Regions from separate parts of the Homo sapiens genome. Here region 1 is linked to region 2. A link is an interaction called in ENCODE POLR2A ChIA-PET data of the cell type or tissue named here. Cell type or tissue: OCI-LY7. All regions are shown on one strand.

The links. Peaks named below come from ENCODE experiments on the same cell type or tissue, not always from the same donor. Only the 100,000 strongest peaks of a DNase experiment are listed, where the experiment ranks them.
Region 1: POLR2A ChIA-PET joins it to region 2 with 12 read pairs; 5 of 35 experiments call an interaction of 5 or more read pairs at or near these places.

Annotation. Positions count from the first base shown.
Region 1 is chr16:84,165,772-84,173,771 of GRCh38, forward strand. It overlaps DNAAF1 (dynein axonemal assembly factor 1), which reads left to right. Exons shown (of 12, transcript NM_178452.6): 7 at 12-178; 8 at 4,088-4,585; 9 at 6,489-6,604. Among named protein-coding and RNA genes, the nearest start is that of TAF1C, 17 kb to the right of the region's middle. In OCI-LY7, no CTCF peak of the experiment used is centred here; no DNase peak of the experiment used is centred here.
Region 2 is chr16:84,081,955-84,089,954 of GRCh38, forward strand. It overlaps MBTPS1 (membrane bound transcription factor peptidase, site 1), which reads right to left. Exons shown (of 23, transcript NM_003791.4): 9 at 5,404-5,506; 10 at 3,029-3,180. Among named protein-coding and RNA genes, the nearest start is that of MBTPS1, 31 kb to the right of the region's middle. RefSeq lists a silencer at 2,977-3,026. In OCI-LY7, CTCF peaks have their summits at 3,021 (motif pointing right), 3,228, 4,630, 6,925 (motif pointing right) and 1 weaker place; DNase peaks (open chromatin) are centred at 3,017, 4,027 and 6,937; H3K4me3 peaks cover 1,253 bases; H3K27ac peaks cover 4,958 bases.

The sequences.
Region 1 (8,000 bases), 84 kb after region 2:
TTTTTAAACAGAGCTTGTGCGGAGGCCTGGGCTAGGGGAGGGTACGCAGCTGAAAAGGAGGAGAGACAGCAGTGGGAGAGCAGGGAGCGGAAGAAGATCACAGACAGCATTGAAGCCTTGGCCATGATCAAGCAGCGGGCAGAGGAGAGGAAAAGACAGAGAGAGAGTCAAGAGAGAGGTATGCGCTCGGCCGAAGACAACAGCCCCAGAGTTCCTTTGAGATTAGGCAAGTCTAAGCTCTCAAACCCAGTCTTTAATCTTGGGAATTTTTTTTTTTTTTTTTTTTTTTTTTTAGACAGAGTCTTGCTCTGTCACTGAGGTTGCAAAGTTGGAGTGCAGCAGTGTGATCTTGGCTCACTGCAACTTCTGTCTCCCGGGTTCAAGCAATTCTCGTGCCTCAGCCTCCCCAGAGCTGGGATTATGGGCACGTACCACCATGCCTGGCTAGTTTTTGTATTTTTAGTAGAGATGGGATTTCGCCATGTTGTCCAGGCTCGTCTCGAACTCCTGGCTTCAAGTGATCTGCCTGCCTTGGCTTCCCAAAGTGCTGGGATTACAGGCGTGAGCCACTGTGCCCAGCCTTGGATTTTCTTTTTTTCTTTTTTTTTTTTTTTTTTTTGGTTGGGACAGGATCTTACTCTGTTGCCCAGGCTAGAGTGCAGTGGCACAATCTTGGCTCACTGCAACCTCTGCCTCAAGTGATCCTCTCACCTCAGCTTCCTAAGTGGCTGGGACTACAGGTGTGCACCACCATGCTTAGCTAATTAAAAAAAAGAATTTCTGTAGAGATGGGGTCTTACTATGTTGCCCACGCTGGTCTCAAACTCCTGGGCTCAAGTGCTCCACCCACCTTGGCTTCCCAAAGTGCTGGGATTATAGGCATGAGCTGCTGCACCTGGCCAGGGATTTTTTTAAAACCATTTCCTCACAACCTGCAGATCCATCTGCAGTTGGCCTCACCTACCTGCCAGCACCAGTGAGAACCTCAAACAGTGATGAGCTGTTTCAAACCACTTTTACTGATTGGAACAGTTTTTCAAAATAAATGATGTATTAGTTTTCTGCGGCTGCTGAAAGTAGGAAAACTCAAATAGGTTGTTTTCTTCTCCCACACTCTCAACACTCAGCACACTTGTGGTCACGCAATGTGCAGGGTGTCCCCACACCCACCAATTCTCTGACACCAGCCGGCTGTCCTGCAATTCATTTCCATCCTGACACTAACCGCACAAGTGATGGGCAATGGTCTCGCAAGATGACTCTCCACTTCCAATGCCAACCGCGAGTCTCAGGGTGTCGCCTGTACTTCTAACAGAATGGCTATAAAATTAGGGTTCCCATGACCCTCTCTTTGGGTTTGATAATTTGCTATGATGGCTCACAGAACTCCAGAGAACACTTATATTTTCTGGGTTATTATATTAATAAAGGATAAAATAAGGGATGCAGATGAACAGCAAGATGAAGTGGAGCTTAGGGAAGGGTCTGTGGGAAGGGGCGGAGCTTCATACCCTCTCTGGCCACACCCCGCTCCAGGTAACTCCAGTGTTCAGCAACTTGGAAGCTCTCTGAACCCCACAGTTTAGGGGGTTTTCCAGAAGCTCCAGCACGTGGGCATGATGGATGATTAGCTCCATTTCCAGCCCCTCTGCCCTCTCTGAAGCCCCAGCTGAAAGCTCCAAGCCTCTTATCATGGCTTGGTCTCTGTGCTCCAGAAGCCACCCCACCCCCAAGAGCCGCCCCATTCGAACAAAAGATGTGCCTGTCACTCTGGATGCAGGTCTTAGGAGCTCTGTGTCAGGAAACTGGGGTTGAAGACCAAATATTAGAACAAAAGAGCCTCCTAGCACCCCTATGTACAGGGGTTTTAGGAGCTCTGTTTCAGAGATCTATGTATCTTGTAATTTCACAGCTGCCACAACAAATTACCACAAAATTAGTGGCTTAAAAGAATACAAATCTGGCCGGGTGTGGTGGCTCATGCCTGTAATCCCAGCACTTTGGGAGGCTGAGGCGGGTGGATCACCTGAGGTAAGGAGTTGGAGACCAGCCTGAACAACATGGAGAAACCCCGTCTCTACTAAAAATAGAAAAAATTAGCTGGGCGTGGTGGCACAAGCCTATAATCCCAGCTACTTGGGAGGCTGAGGCAGGAGAATTGCTTGAACCTGGGAGGCAGAGGTTGCAGCGAGCCGAGATCGCACCATCGCACTCCAGCCTGGGCGACAAGAGCGAAACTCCATCTCAAAAAAAAAAAAACCCCACAAATCTGTTTTACCCTATTGCAGTTCTGTGGGTCAGAAGCCCAAAATGGGTTTCACTGAGCTAAAATCGAGGTGTCTCAGGGTTGTGTACCTTCTGGGGGCCCCAGGGGAGAACCCGCTTCCTTGCCTTTCTCACCTCCTAGAGGCCGCCTGCGTTCCCTGGCTCGTGGCCCCTTCTTCCAACTTCCATGCCAGCAGTGTGGCATCTTCCAGCCTCATTCTGACTCTGACGCTCCTGCCTCCCTATTCTGAGGGCTCTTGTGATTCTTTTGAACCTGCCTGGATAACCCAGGACAATTTCCTGATCTCAGGGTTCTAGATCCTAATCACATCTGCACAGTTCCTTTGTCCGTGTAAGGTAACGTATTCATATTCTGACATTAAGGTGTGAACACCTTTGACTAATATTTTTATTTTTATTTTTTAGAGACAGGGCCTTGCTATGTTGGCCAAGCTGGTCTCGAACTCCTGGCCTCAAGCAGTCCTCCCGCCTCGGCCTCCCAAAGTGCTGGGATTACAGACGTGAGCCACTGCACCTGGCCACACATACATTTTTATATAAAAATGGCAGAAATATGTTGCTTCCTGTCTAGTCTTTTGAATTAGCATACTATAACTATTTTCCATACAATAGACATTTTCTTACTGCATATATTGTCTTTTCCTAACTTTTTGTTTTGAAATGTTAAAAATTTTCAGAAAAGCTGAAAGAATAGTAAAACGGATAGCTGTATGTCTGCATTTATTAATAGATTCTGTGGTTTTTCATAATTTGCTACACATTTGCCACATACACACACACACACACACACACACACACACTTTGCTTTTCCCCTGAACCATTTGAAGATAAAGGCAAACGTCACAGCCCTTAAACCCCCAGTGCTTCAGCGTGCATCTCCTAAGAACTGCCTGCATTCTATTTTCTTGATAGCTGTGACCTGTTCCATTAAAGGGCTGTGCTTGGCAGTGCCTTCCGTAGGCATTTGGCTCCCATTATTATCCATTATAAACAACACTAATGAACATCCCTCAAGGATACTTTTTTTTTTTTTTTTTTTTTTTTTTTTAGAGAGTCTCACTTCATCACCCAGACTACAATGCGGTGACTCACTGCAACCTCTGTCTCCTGGGTTCAAGCGCTTCTCCTGCCTCAGTCTCTCTAGTAGCTGGGATTATAGGCATGTGCCACCCCGCCCAGCTATTATTATTTTTTTGTATTTTTTTTTCACTAGAGATGAGGTTTCACCATGTTTGTCAGGCTGGTTTTGAACTCCTGATGTCAAATGATCCACCTGCCTGGGCCTCCCAAAATGCTGGGATTACAAGCATGAGCTACCATGCCCAGCGCCTCGAGGACACTTTTTAAACTATGTTCCTTATTTATTTATAATTTTTTTTGGAGACAGAGTCTCGCTCTGTCTCCCAGGCTGGAGTGCAGTGGCGCGATCTTGGCTCACTGCAGCCTCCACCTCCCAGGTTCAAGCGATTCTCCTGCCTCAGCCTCTTGAGTAGCTGGGGCTACAGGCACGTGCCACCACATCCGAGTAATTTTTTGTATTTTTAGTGGAGATGGGGTTTCGTCATGTTGGCCAGCCTGGTTTTGAACTCCTGGCCTCAAGTGATCCACCCTCCTCGGCCTCCCAAAGTGCTGGGATTACAGGCACGAGCCACCGCGCCCAGCCCCTTGAGGACACTTTTTTAACTGTGTTCCTGACCTTTTCCCTGGTCTCAGAAGTTTGCTGTGAGCCCTTGATGTACCCACAAACACCCTTGTCCTCCCAGGACACTCCCACATTCACCTTTGCATTTTCTGCCATTAGGGGAGATGACATCTTCAGATGATGGTGAGAATGTGCCCGCCAGTGCGGAAGGCAAGGAGGAGCCTCCCGGGGACAGAGAAACAAGGCAGAAGATGGAGCTATTTGTTAAGGAAAGCTTTGAGGCCAAGGACGAGCTCTGCCCGGAAAAGCCAAGTGGAGAGGAGCCGCCTGTGGAGGCTAAAAGAGAGGATGGAGGTCCAGAGCCAGAGGGGACCCTCCCAGCTGAGACCCTGCTACTGTCGTCACCTGTGGAGGTTAAAGGAGAGGACGGAGATGGAGAGCCAGAGGGGACCCTCCCAGCTGAGGCCCCACCACCCCCGCCACCTGTGGAGGTTAAAGGAGAGGATGGAGATCAAGAGCCAGAGGGGACCCTCCCAGCTGAGACCCTGCTACTGTCACCGCCTGTGAAGGTTAAAGGAGAGGATGGAGATCGAGAGCCAGAGGGGACCCTCCCAGCTGAGGCCCCACCACCACCGCCCCTGGGAGCTGCCAGGGAAGGTAATGTGAGCGGAGAAACACACACAGACACACACACCTCTCAGGGAGCCCCAGCCTTCGACTCACGTCTCTGTGGGACCTGGGGCCTGAGTTTCACTTCTTCTGTATTGCTGTTTCTAGAAGATAATGGACACTAGTTATCTTGTTTTCTAGAACAGGGCTGCCCAACAGAAATGGAACAGGAGCCACTACTAGATTCTCTAATAGCTCTATTTAAAAAAGCAAAAGGAACTTTGGGAGGCCAAGGCAGAAGGACTGATTGAGGCCAGGAGTTTCAGACCAGCCTCAGAAATACAGAGACCTCATCCCTACCAAAACTACAAAAATTAGCTGGGAATTGTGGTGTGCCCCTGTAGTCCCAGCTACTCAGGAGGCTGAGGCAAGAGGATTGCTTGAGCCCCAGAGGTTGAGGCTGCAGTGAGCCAAGATTGTGCCACTGCACTCCAGCCTGGGTGACAGAGTGAGACCCTCCCTCAAAAAATAAATTGATTAATAAATTAATTAAAAAGTAAAAAGTAAAAAAACAGTAAAACTATTAATGACATGTTTAATTTAACGCAATATATAAAAAATATAATCATGTTAACATGGAATCAATATAAAAATTATCAGTGAGCTATTTTACTTTTTTCAAAAATTAAGTCATCAAAATCCAGTATGTATTTGACATGGCTGAACGGTAACTTTTTACTGGTGAAAGGTAGGCCATTCATCTCTGACATAAACGAAGCCCCGAGAGCAATGGAGGGATCAGAGCACAGGACCCAAGGATACAGCCCGGGGGAAAAGTAGGGGCAGGCCTTGCGAGGTGGCTCACACATGTAATCCCAGCACTGTGGGAGGCCGAGGCAGGCAGATTGCTTGAGGCCGGGAGTTCGAGACCAGCCTGGCCAACATAGTGAGAAGCCCCCTTCCCCGCAACCCCCAAGCCTCTACAAAAAACAATAAATTAGCTGGGCATAGTGGTGACCACTTGTAGTCCCAGCTACTTGGGAGGCTGAGGTGGGAGGGGAAGGGGATGGGAGGTCGAGGCTGCAGTGAGCTGAGATTGCACCACTGCACTCCAGCCGGGGTGACAGAGTGAGACCCTGTATCAACAAAATAAAAATAAGTAAATAAAAAGGAAAAGTAGGGGCCTGGATGAGGAAGGGGCTCCTCGCGATTCCACATTCCTCAGGCGATCTCACAGTTATGAAACTGCACAAGCTCTGACCCTGGTGCAGCAGGAGGGGCGTGTGCCTGGCTGAGGGACAGGCTGGCGGTGGGCTGTGAAGCCTGCCCCTCCGTCTCTGAGCGAGTCGCCCCTGCTGGCATCCCTTGTCACCCTGCAGTCGGCTGCCATTTCCAAGATTCCTGCGGCTGCTGCTTTGACTCCTGGCCGGTGCTCTTCATCTCATGGGATTCGCCTCCAGATTACAGAAAAGGGCAGCCGTTCCGTTCTTTTTCCAGCAGACAGAAGCCTGTGGTGAGCTGCCGTGTTTGTCATGGAGGCTGGCCTTTGGGCCCTGAGGAGGGTTTTTGTCTTTTTTTTTTTTTTTTGAGATGAAGTCTCGCTCTATCACCCAGGCTGGAGTGCAGTGGCACAATCTCGGCTCATTGCAACCTCCCTCTCCCAGGTTCAAGCTATTCTCCTGCCTCAGCCTCCCAAGTAGCTGAGACTACAGGTGCCCGCCACCACACCTGGCTAATTTTTGCATTTTTAATAGACACGGGGGTTTCACTGTGTTGGCCAGGCTGGACTCAAACTTCTGACCTTGTGATCCGCCCACCTTGGCCCCCCAAAGTGTTGGGATTACAGGCATGAGCCACCGAGCCCGGCCCTTGGGAGCCCATCTTCACCGTAGGCTCGTCCATCTGCCTGCCGTGTGTTAAACTAACTCCAAGACTTGTTGTTGCTCTTTAGAACCGACTCCCCAGGCTGTGGCCACTGAGGGTGTATTCGTTACAGAACTTGATGGAACGAGAACGGAAGATTTAGAAACCATTAGACTGGAGACAAAGGAGACATTCTGCATTGATGTACATGAAGTATTTAATCTTGGAGATAAGTATCAGTTTTACTGTTAGTAAAATAGGTAATCAGATGCAGACTTTGGAGACCCTCGATACCCCAAGTGTGGTCCTTGGGCCGGCAGGCCTGGCATTTCTGGGGCGCTGGTTAGAAATGCAGACTCCCAGGCCTCACCCCAGGCCCACTGATTAGAATCCAACTTTCATGCACTGCCCTAGGTGATTCGTGCACATGCATGCTCAAGTTTGGGGAGCCCTGACCCAAATCGCTACCCTTGAACCATGTCTACCAAACTCTTGATTCCTTTTTGCCAAAGAAGCTATCTTGCTAAGTGGTTCTGACTAGTTGCCTTATCCAAATTCGTGGTGAGAGTTACATTGTATCATCAGTTACATTGTATCTTTATACATTGTATCTTTTCCCCCCTCCGTGGACACCGCCCAGCAGGTAGCTTAGGCTCTCACTGGCCTTCTGGCTCATGGAGGTGTGACGGTTCAGTGTCCCATCCCCTTGAGTGAATGTTTGATCGCAGCCTTGCCTGTCACTCTTCCCTGAAGCTCTTCCCATTTTGTTGACAGTCTCAAATGCTTAGGCCCACAAGAATGGTACCATGGGAATTCACACATTGTCTCACAACCCCCCAAGAACTGTCCTTTGATGGGGCACGAATAGGAGAGGCATTTCTGGGTACCTCTGACCTTATACCTTGGAGAGGTGGTCCCCTGCCCACTTCCTTGTTAAACTTCTTCTAAACTGGTGTTTCTAATGTTCAAACTTCAGAATTTCACATGGCCCAGTAGGAGTTAAAGTGATCGGCCAGGCATGGTGGCTTACGCCTGTAATCCCAGCACTTTGGGAGGCCGAGGTGGCTGGATCACGAGGTCAGGAGATCGAGACCATCCTGGCTAACATGGTGAAAACCCATCTCTACTAAAAATAGAAAAAAATTAGCCAGGTGTGGTGATGGGCACCTGTAGTCCCAGCTACTTGGGAGGCTGAGGCAGGAGAATGGCAGGAACCTGGGAGGTGGAGCTTGCAGTGAGCCGAGATCACGCCACTGCACTCCAACCTGGGCGACAGAGCGAGACTCCATCTCAAAAAAGAAAAAAAGAGTTAAAGTGATCACGGTCAGAATTCACAGTGGGTTTCTAGTTTTCTGGAGCTATGTAAAAAAAAGAAACAAAGGCCAGGTGTGGAGGCTTACACCTGTAATCCCAGCACTTTGGGAGGCCAAGGTGGGTGGATCACATGAAGTCAGGAGTTTGAGACCAGCCTGGCCAACATGGTGAAACCCCATCTCTACTAAAAATACAAAAACATAAAAAATAAAAAAAATAAAATTAGCTGGGCGTGGTGGCAGGTGCCTATAATCCCAGCTACTCGGGAGGCTGAGGCAGGAGAACT
Region 2 (8,000 bases):
GGAAATTGGACCACTAAAACCTAACCTACAAACGTGCACACAAGAGGCCTGCAGTCTTGTTTAGTATCCAACAGGTGCTTGTCTGGCACAGCCTGCATGAGAGAATGAGTGCACACTCATCTCTGTACCCAATCCAGGACTGACCACTCCGCAACCTTCTACGGGACCCACTTATGCTAAATGCATCAGTAACACATATTTTTGTGATAATTCAACTAAACAACCACATAGGCTGCAGAAGGCATGAATGTATAGGAGGTACTGACTCCTCTGGGGAGAGGAAGCCTGCTGGTCACAGGAAGAAGATGCCATGGGACACCGCCTGGCTGGGAGAAGGAGGAGCACATTCAGATCCTGGGGAGGGGCCACGACACAGGACTAGCAGGAGGCACAGGTCTGAGTGAGGACCGCCGCCTCCAAAGCCAATCCTTGCCTTTTTGTTTCCAGATTGGGAGGCTTGTCTGGGATGAGCCACCCTGATGGATGATGCCTTTCAGAACGACATAGACCTAAGGCCACCTTCAGTTTCACCATGAGAATGCATCTGAACAAGCTTTAACACACAGTGTGACCTGGCTAGGAACTTAGCCTGGTGATACTAGCGTTACAACATCCATTTTTGTGTATTTATGTATTATAAATACAAGTGAATTTTAATTCCTAAAATTGAGGTGGGAATATCAGTACACAAAAAAGGAAAACTTAACTCTCCTAAGTTCCTAAATATTCGTATGTGATGATGTTTGGTGTTGGAGTCTAGGCAGGTTTTCTAAATGGGAAATCTGACATAAGTAGAGGAGATAAAGTAGATTCTTAATGACAGAAGAAAAGAAGTGCTCAAAGCTATGGGTCAACAATCTTCCTCCTCTTCCTGCCTATAAAGTGAACTCAAGGGTTGCGTTCCACTGCCTTTCACAGCATCATCAGGCTGGAGCTCGGGAGGCCCGCCACTGCTGCTCGGCTTCCATTATGAGCGACTGTCACACACAGAGATCACAACGGCAGTTTCATCTGCTGCAGGGAGATGAGGAGACTGAAAGGCTTCCTTGTTGCTGAAAATATCTGTACTTAAAGAAGCTGCTGGGAAAAGGAACAACCCCTCGGCTGCCCGCTTACTCAACAGCAGAGAGCTGACGGGCTCAACAGTGAAGGCAGAGCCCTCACTTCCTGCTAACAATCATGGCGTTTAGGAGAAATGAACCAGTATTTTCTGTTTCCAGAATCAACAACATTAGAAGCTGCAGCCCTAACTGAATTCTCTCCACCTGGCAAATACAAGTGTGCAAACAGGCCAGGTAGCCCACTATCCACCTTCCCTCCACTCTGTTCCTCACTTGATATAACACTGGAGAGAGGAAAACAACGGCAAGAGAAGACAGTGTTTCCAGCAAGCACATGGTTATTCTCCAAAGGCCAGTCTGGCCAATGTCAACATTCTCAAGAATTTGGCTGCAAACTGTAAGGGAAGAACAGAGAAAGGAGGAAAGAGATGGATATCTACCCCTTTTTTTTTTTTGGTAGAGATGAGGTCTCACTATGTTGCCCCAGCTGCTCTCAAACTACTAGCCTCAAACAATCCTCCTGCCTTGGCCTCCCAAAGTGCTGGGATTACAGGTGTGAGCTACCACAACCAGCCAAGTATCTAGCTTTATTAAGGATTACTAACAAAATAATATCTGGCATCAGAAGCTGAAATCAATATTCAATTTACTTAAAGAGAACTTAAAATATAAAGACATTTAATACTATTTGCCTATATTAATTAATTTTTAAATTAGCATAGAATAACTTCCAAATACGCAGAGTTTTGTGTGTTATCACAACACTCAACTAAAACTTCATCTAGATAGAAGAAGTACAATTTATTTTTGGGGAAAATACAGTAACAAGATAAATGCCAGCCCCAAAGACATCCTTTTACAACTGAGAGTAAAGAAACACGGGCCACCGATGAAAGTGAGAACATGTGAACATCAACTCTGGTCTACTCGCTTGGAGAACTTTATTGATTGATTGGCTGATTGAGACAGAGTGTTGCTCTGTCACCCAGGCTGGAGTGCAGTGGCACGATCTCAGTTCACTGCAGCCTCCTCCTCCCGGGTTCAAGCAATTTTCCTGCCTCAATCTCCTGAGTAGCTGGGATTACAGCCGCCCACCACCACACCTGGCTAACTTGTAATTTTTAGTAGAGACAGGGTTTCACCATGTTGATCAGGCTGGTCTTGAACTCCTGACCTCAGGTGACCTGCTGCCTCAGCCTCCCAAAATGCTGGGATTACAGGTGTGAGCCACCGCACCCGGCCTCCTTGAGAACTTTCTTCCAGTTTCATTATCTGCAAGATTAAGGGCCAGTCACTAAGCTCCATTCCAACTGCATGAGATTCAGTGAGACAAAGCAGAGTGGTGACTGTCAGTCCCTGGTGGCTCTGACATCCTTTGCTATAGAGAACATTAAAAGGTGAGTCCCCTTCACAAAAACAACAAATGGGTAACACTGTGAGAAGATGGATGTGTTCATTCGTTTCACTAGAGTAACCTCCTTTTTACTATCTATATGTATTCCATAACATCATGTTGTATATCTTACATATACGCAGTAGGATTTGTTTTTTGTTTTTCTTTTTTAAAGTGAATCCCCAAGGAAATGGAGGATATATGGCAGGGAAATATCTTACTATTTGTTCCCTGCCTGATATTTATGCTTGCTTGGATATAAAAATCACAGTTCTAGCACATAAATGGGATATTAGAAAACAGAACACAAACATAAAGAAACAGGTTATTTTGCCTATCAGCACTTTGTTTACTTAGGCTTATAAAGTGTGTTCACATTCACTTCATCTAACTATAAAAGAAGTGACTCCTACCTCTTTGCAGAGATGAAGAAGGAGAGACAGAGCAAGGCTGTGAAGGGCCTAAGCTCTCAAACCCAAGACAGGGCAGAAGCAAGACACGACTCCTGCTCTGCTGGCACCGAGTGCTCCTGTCCTGACGTGGGAGCTACTGGTCTCTAGGGGGCAGCACTCACCTCACTAACAAGGTGACAGCACCTGCAACCACTGGAGAAGCAACACTGGTCCCTGAGAGGGCCCGGCACCCCCCTTTCACGCCAGAACCCCGCACGCCAGCACCATAGGTGACAATGTCAGGTTTCATGCGACCGTAGCCTCCTGGTAGCTCCTATGAATAAAAGCAGCTTGGTTGCTACATCTCGCACATTGGCATACAGCCGCATGCAATCATGAGTGAATCAAATCAGAACAGAGATATGGGTTAGTTAAAAACTGTATAACCTTAGGAAGGTACTGGTTTTAGTCTGAAATTCACTCCAGGCCAGGCGCAAGGCTCACACCTGTAATCCCAACACTCTGGGAGGCCGAGGCAGGTGGACTGCTTGAGCCCAGGAGTTCCAGACTAGCCTGGGCTACACAGTAAGACCCCCATCTCCACAAAAAATACAAAAATTAGCCAGATGTAGTGGCACAAGCCTGTAGTCCCGGCTACTCAGGAGGATCACCTGAGCCCGGGAGGTCAAGGCTGCAGGGAGCCGTGATTGTGCCACTGCACTCCAGCCTGGGCAACACAGTGAGATCCTGTCCCCCTCAGCCCCGCACCCGCCCCCCCCCCAAAAAAAAAGAGAAAAAAACAAAGAAATTCACTACAATACAGAAAATAAGCTTAAACGATAATGTAGAAAGTAAATTTTTAAAAATATATTTTATAACAACCAGAACAATGGCAAAGGCATAAAGCAATTAAAAGATAAGTATTTTAATTTTGCTGACATGCCAGACTGGAAAGTGGACACTGGCTTATCACCAAGACCAGAAACTGGAAACTGCTTTATCTCTAGATAAGTTAAAATTAGAAATATGTTAGAAAAATTAGAAAATTAAAATGTAAAAAAACCCAAACATGTTTCTTTACAAGGAAAAAAGTACACGGTATGAGTGGATGTTTCAAACGGTTGTAAAAGAGGAAATAAGAAACCACTGAGAAGGAACAAGATAACCACACGACTAACTTGGGATAACGTTTTAATAAGTACTTGCTTAAGCTTCTTAAGAATTGGGGCAAAACGAAAATTAGAATAGGATCTCATATTCTGTCAGAAAACAGGAGCCCAATTTGAAGGGAAGCCCTTTTCTGACCATCAAACCCAAGGACCATGGATGCACATACTGGGATACCGAGTAAAGGCATCCTCCACTGCAGCTGTGATGATGGAAGGACATTTCTCAAATGCCATTAAAAAGCTGGCTGGTGATGAAGGCCATGGACGTGACATCTCATCACGGTTTGGTGAAAGCGTTTACACGGGGAGCTGGGGACAAAGTGGATGACATCTCACCACAGTTCGGTGAGAGCATTTACACAGGGAGCTGGGGACAAAGTGGTGGATGCAGTTTCCCATTATCCGGCAGCACAAGGAACATGCTGAGGGAGCGTGGATGGGAGGACACGCAGCCTGCCCTGCACAGACTGTCACATGAGAGAATGGTCCCCAGCCAACAGGTCAGCTCCAGGAAGAGGCACGTGAGTGTGGGAGGCGGGGACCCCTGGTGGGGCTGAGTGGCGGGGACGCTGGGGGCTGACGCTGTCACAGGACAAAGGCTCAGGCAGAAGGCTATCCTGTAAAGTGGCTACAGTGTGGACGAGGCCCACAGTGTTCCCAGGCAGTTGGGAATCTTTCCAGGGACTTATCTGAGGCCTCCGAGTGTGGCATGTGACGTTAAACACCAAGAGATGCTCTGACCCTGAAGAATGAGAAGGGCAGATGCTCCCCTCGGCCACAGCGAGGGCAAAGGTGCCCAACTGCTGTTCTGCACGAGCGTCTAATTTTTCATCAAACTTTGACAGGTAAAGGTGGGTGAATGTGCTGCATAATTAAACCCCAAACAGCTGAATTATTAACTGTAGCAGTTATTTTGAATTTGTCCAGCTAAATACAATTGTTTCTGTGTTAGCAGAGTTGATATTAAGCTGTTCTCAATGGTTTCTCCAACTTCTTAAGGCTCCCCTCCCCCAAAAAATATCATCTCACCTACCACTGAGGAGGACTGCTTACCACTACTAGATAGGGTAAACGGGCAGGAACCCAATTCACCTAAAGGTGAGTTCCTCAGAAATCAATTAATAAGTTAAACTGGGAAACACCGCTTAGAATCAGCCGGTGCTCATCACAGCAGCTGTGGACTTGCCAGAGTGAAGTGGCAGATGCTGACGGGGCCCAGATCTCTCGTCCTCACGGCTGGGCAGGCACTCACAGCCCCGGCTATTCCCATGTGAATGTGAGGGTGTCTGTGCACTTACAAATACACCCCAAGGCTCGTCAACAACCGGTGCCACTAGCCACAGTAGTTTGTCCAGCTAAATACAATTATTTAGCAAAGAAGAGCGTACCCAGGTAGTCATTCCCCTTGAAGAAAAGCGGGCGATGTTATCTTCAAAGTCAATGCCGCCTACTCCAATCACATCCATTTGATCAGCAGGGTTATTCAGAGTGCTATATTGAGACCAAAAAAAAAAAAAAAGAAAAGAAAAAGAAAAAAACAAGAGAAATAATTTAAAATGGATGATTCAAACCAGGGCGAATACTCCCAGAACAATCTAACACTGTATGAGCTGCTTCTGTGGGAAGACGTGTGCAGCTCCTCACGGCTGTCCTGTGAAACGCATGATCCTGCCACGTTCATGCTGTGCTCACATTACGCCCTCTCACCTGCAACGCCCCTCCTTTCTTCTCCTCCCTGTCAACTTGGCACACTGGGGCTCAAGGCTCACGTTTTCCCTCCAGCAATCCAAGCCTTAAGCATCTGTACTTGCCTTGAACCTCACAACACTTAACACAATCACAATTTATCACCTAACGACACATTCTCACATCACTTTCAAATTGTTCCCAGCACATTCATCTTAACTCCCCAGCTAAATCACACACTTCTCCTGGAAGAAACCATAACCACACATTTACATCTGCCAAGGTCAGGAAGTGGTAAGTTTTCGATTGACCTGTGGTGGTGTTCTACCCTCCTCATAGGGAACTGTAGAAGGACTATCATTACTCTGTAATCTTGAGCTCCTTAGAGTCTCTCCAATACCTTAAGTGCACTAGATCTGCAAAGAAATTATAGTGAAATAAATAATGGCAAAAATGTGTAAACCGTAAAGTCAAGATAAAGATGAACCATTTGAAAATATGAGACACTCAGTTATAAAACTGCATTGCTAAGCTTTATTATGGCTCCACTACCAAAAAAAATGAACTCTTTGACAAATCAACAACTACATACAACTGATTCCAAGTGGCTTAAGAGATAATAGCAGCATGAAGTTCTCCTTCTAGAGTGTGTTTTTAACTGACAATTCCCAACACACCGAGAAAAAGTGGTACTGCCTCCTCAGCCCACTGGCCACCAATATCCTACCAGCTGGTCATTCAGAGGAACGAATAATGATTTTCTGATGACTGATGCTAGATGTTTACACATTCCCAGGAACTCAAGGAGCAGAGGCTGGTACAGAAGTCACTGACAGAAACTCCCACTGAAGTTGACCAAAAAAATACCACCTTCCCACCCTCCTCTACCTGCTAAGCCCTATAATGCTTAGTGTACTTTAAACCCTTAAAAAATAAGGGAACGCATCAAGAAATCATTGCTGGTATTGAAAAGGAGGGACGTGAGGCTGCAGGCTTGCTGGCACCACAGAGTCTAGGAGCACCAAGGGCACAGGACCCAGACAAAGAGACCACAGCAAAGGGGACCGGAGGATGTGTGCCTCATTCCCAGAGGGGCTGACGTATGCATGTTACTGTCCTCAGACCAGCCCTGGAAGCAGTCCCACCAGATGCCCAAGCAGAAAAAACCACACCCACCACAAGCTGGGCTGCCGTGATCACATGCCACGTTCTGTCACTTCAACAGCCAGCAGGTGGCCAGGTCTGTGTGAGGCAGCATGAGCGTACACACAAGGTGGAGATGGGGCCTTCCTGGCAAGGCTCTGCTCCTTCAACACACCATAAACTCACAACTCTGGTAAGAAGCTACGGAGTGCAACCACCCACAAAAGCCACAGGGTTTCAGAACGGCAGCCAGCGTGTGACAAAACAGTCCGAACAGCATGCGAAAGAGCTGGGAATCCAGACAGGTATGGCCAGGAGGATGGGCAGAGGGATGGGGTGCGGAAGACCTGAGAGAAACAGAAGGAGGACACTCATTCCAGGAAGGTGTACATGGGGAAGTGGAAGATCAAGGTGAACTGAGATTGTGGCTGGAGTTGGCCAACTACGGCCCATGGGCCAAACCAGGCCCACACCTGTTTTTGCAAATACAGCGTTCCTGGAACACAGTCATGTTCATTTACACATATATCACCCGCAGCTGCTTTCACACAATAACGCCTAAAATATTTATTATCTGACCCTTTACAGAAAAAGTTTGCAATTCAGCCTAGAATACTGAAGACCTTGAAAAACAAAAGAAAAATGTGGATTTCATCTATTAGGCAATAATAAACTGCTGCAGATTCTTGATTAGAAAACTGCTACAATATATGTTTGAACAGTAGAAATACGCACAAAAAAGAAAAAGAGCAGCTTCCATTCAAAGAGCATCATCAGCATTCATGGTGCTCTCCCCCTGCTGTCTGATTTCAGTCTCATAGGTACTCTGCAGGCTGCTCTCTACTCCCATCACAGGTGAGGGAGCTGAGGCTCAGAGAAGTGACGGTGCCTCAGCCGTAAGTGGCAGGTCGGACCTGTCTGCTTCCACACCTAGTTTCACCCATGTCCATGCTGGAAGAGCTGGGGTGGGAAAAGACTCAAGATTGGAAAACAGGCTAGGAAACACTGACACCTGGTGACTCTGAACCGATGAGTGCCAGCCTTGAGTGGGGACATCAGAAATGGGAGGAACATTTAAAAGGGAGACAAGAACACCTGACGAGATGACTTAATAACTGGTGTTTGTCATGGCAGAGCTATAGCGAGGGTATGTTCA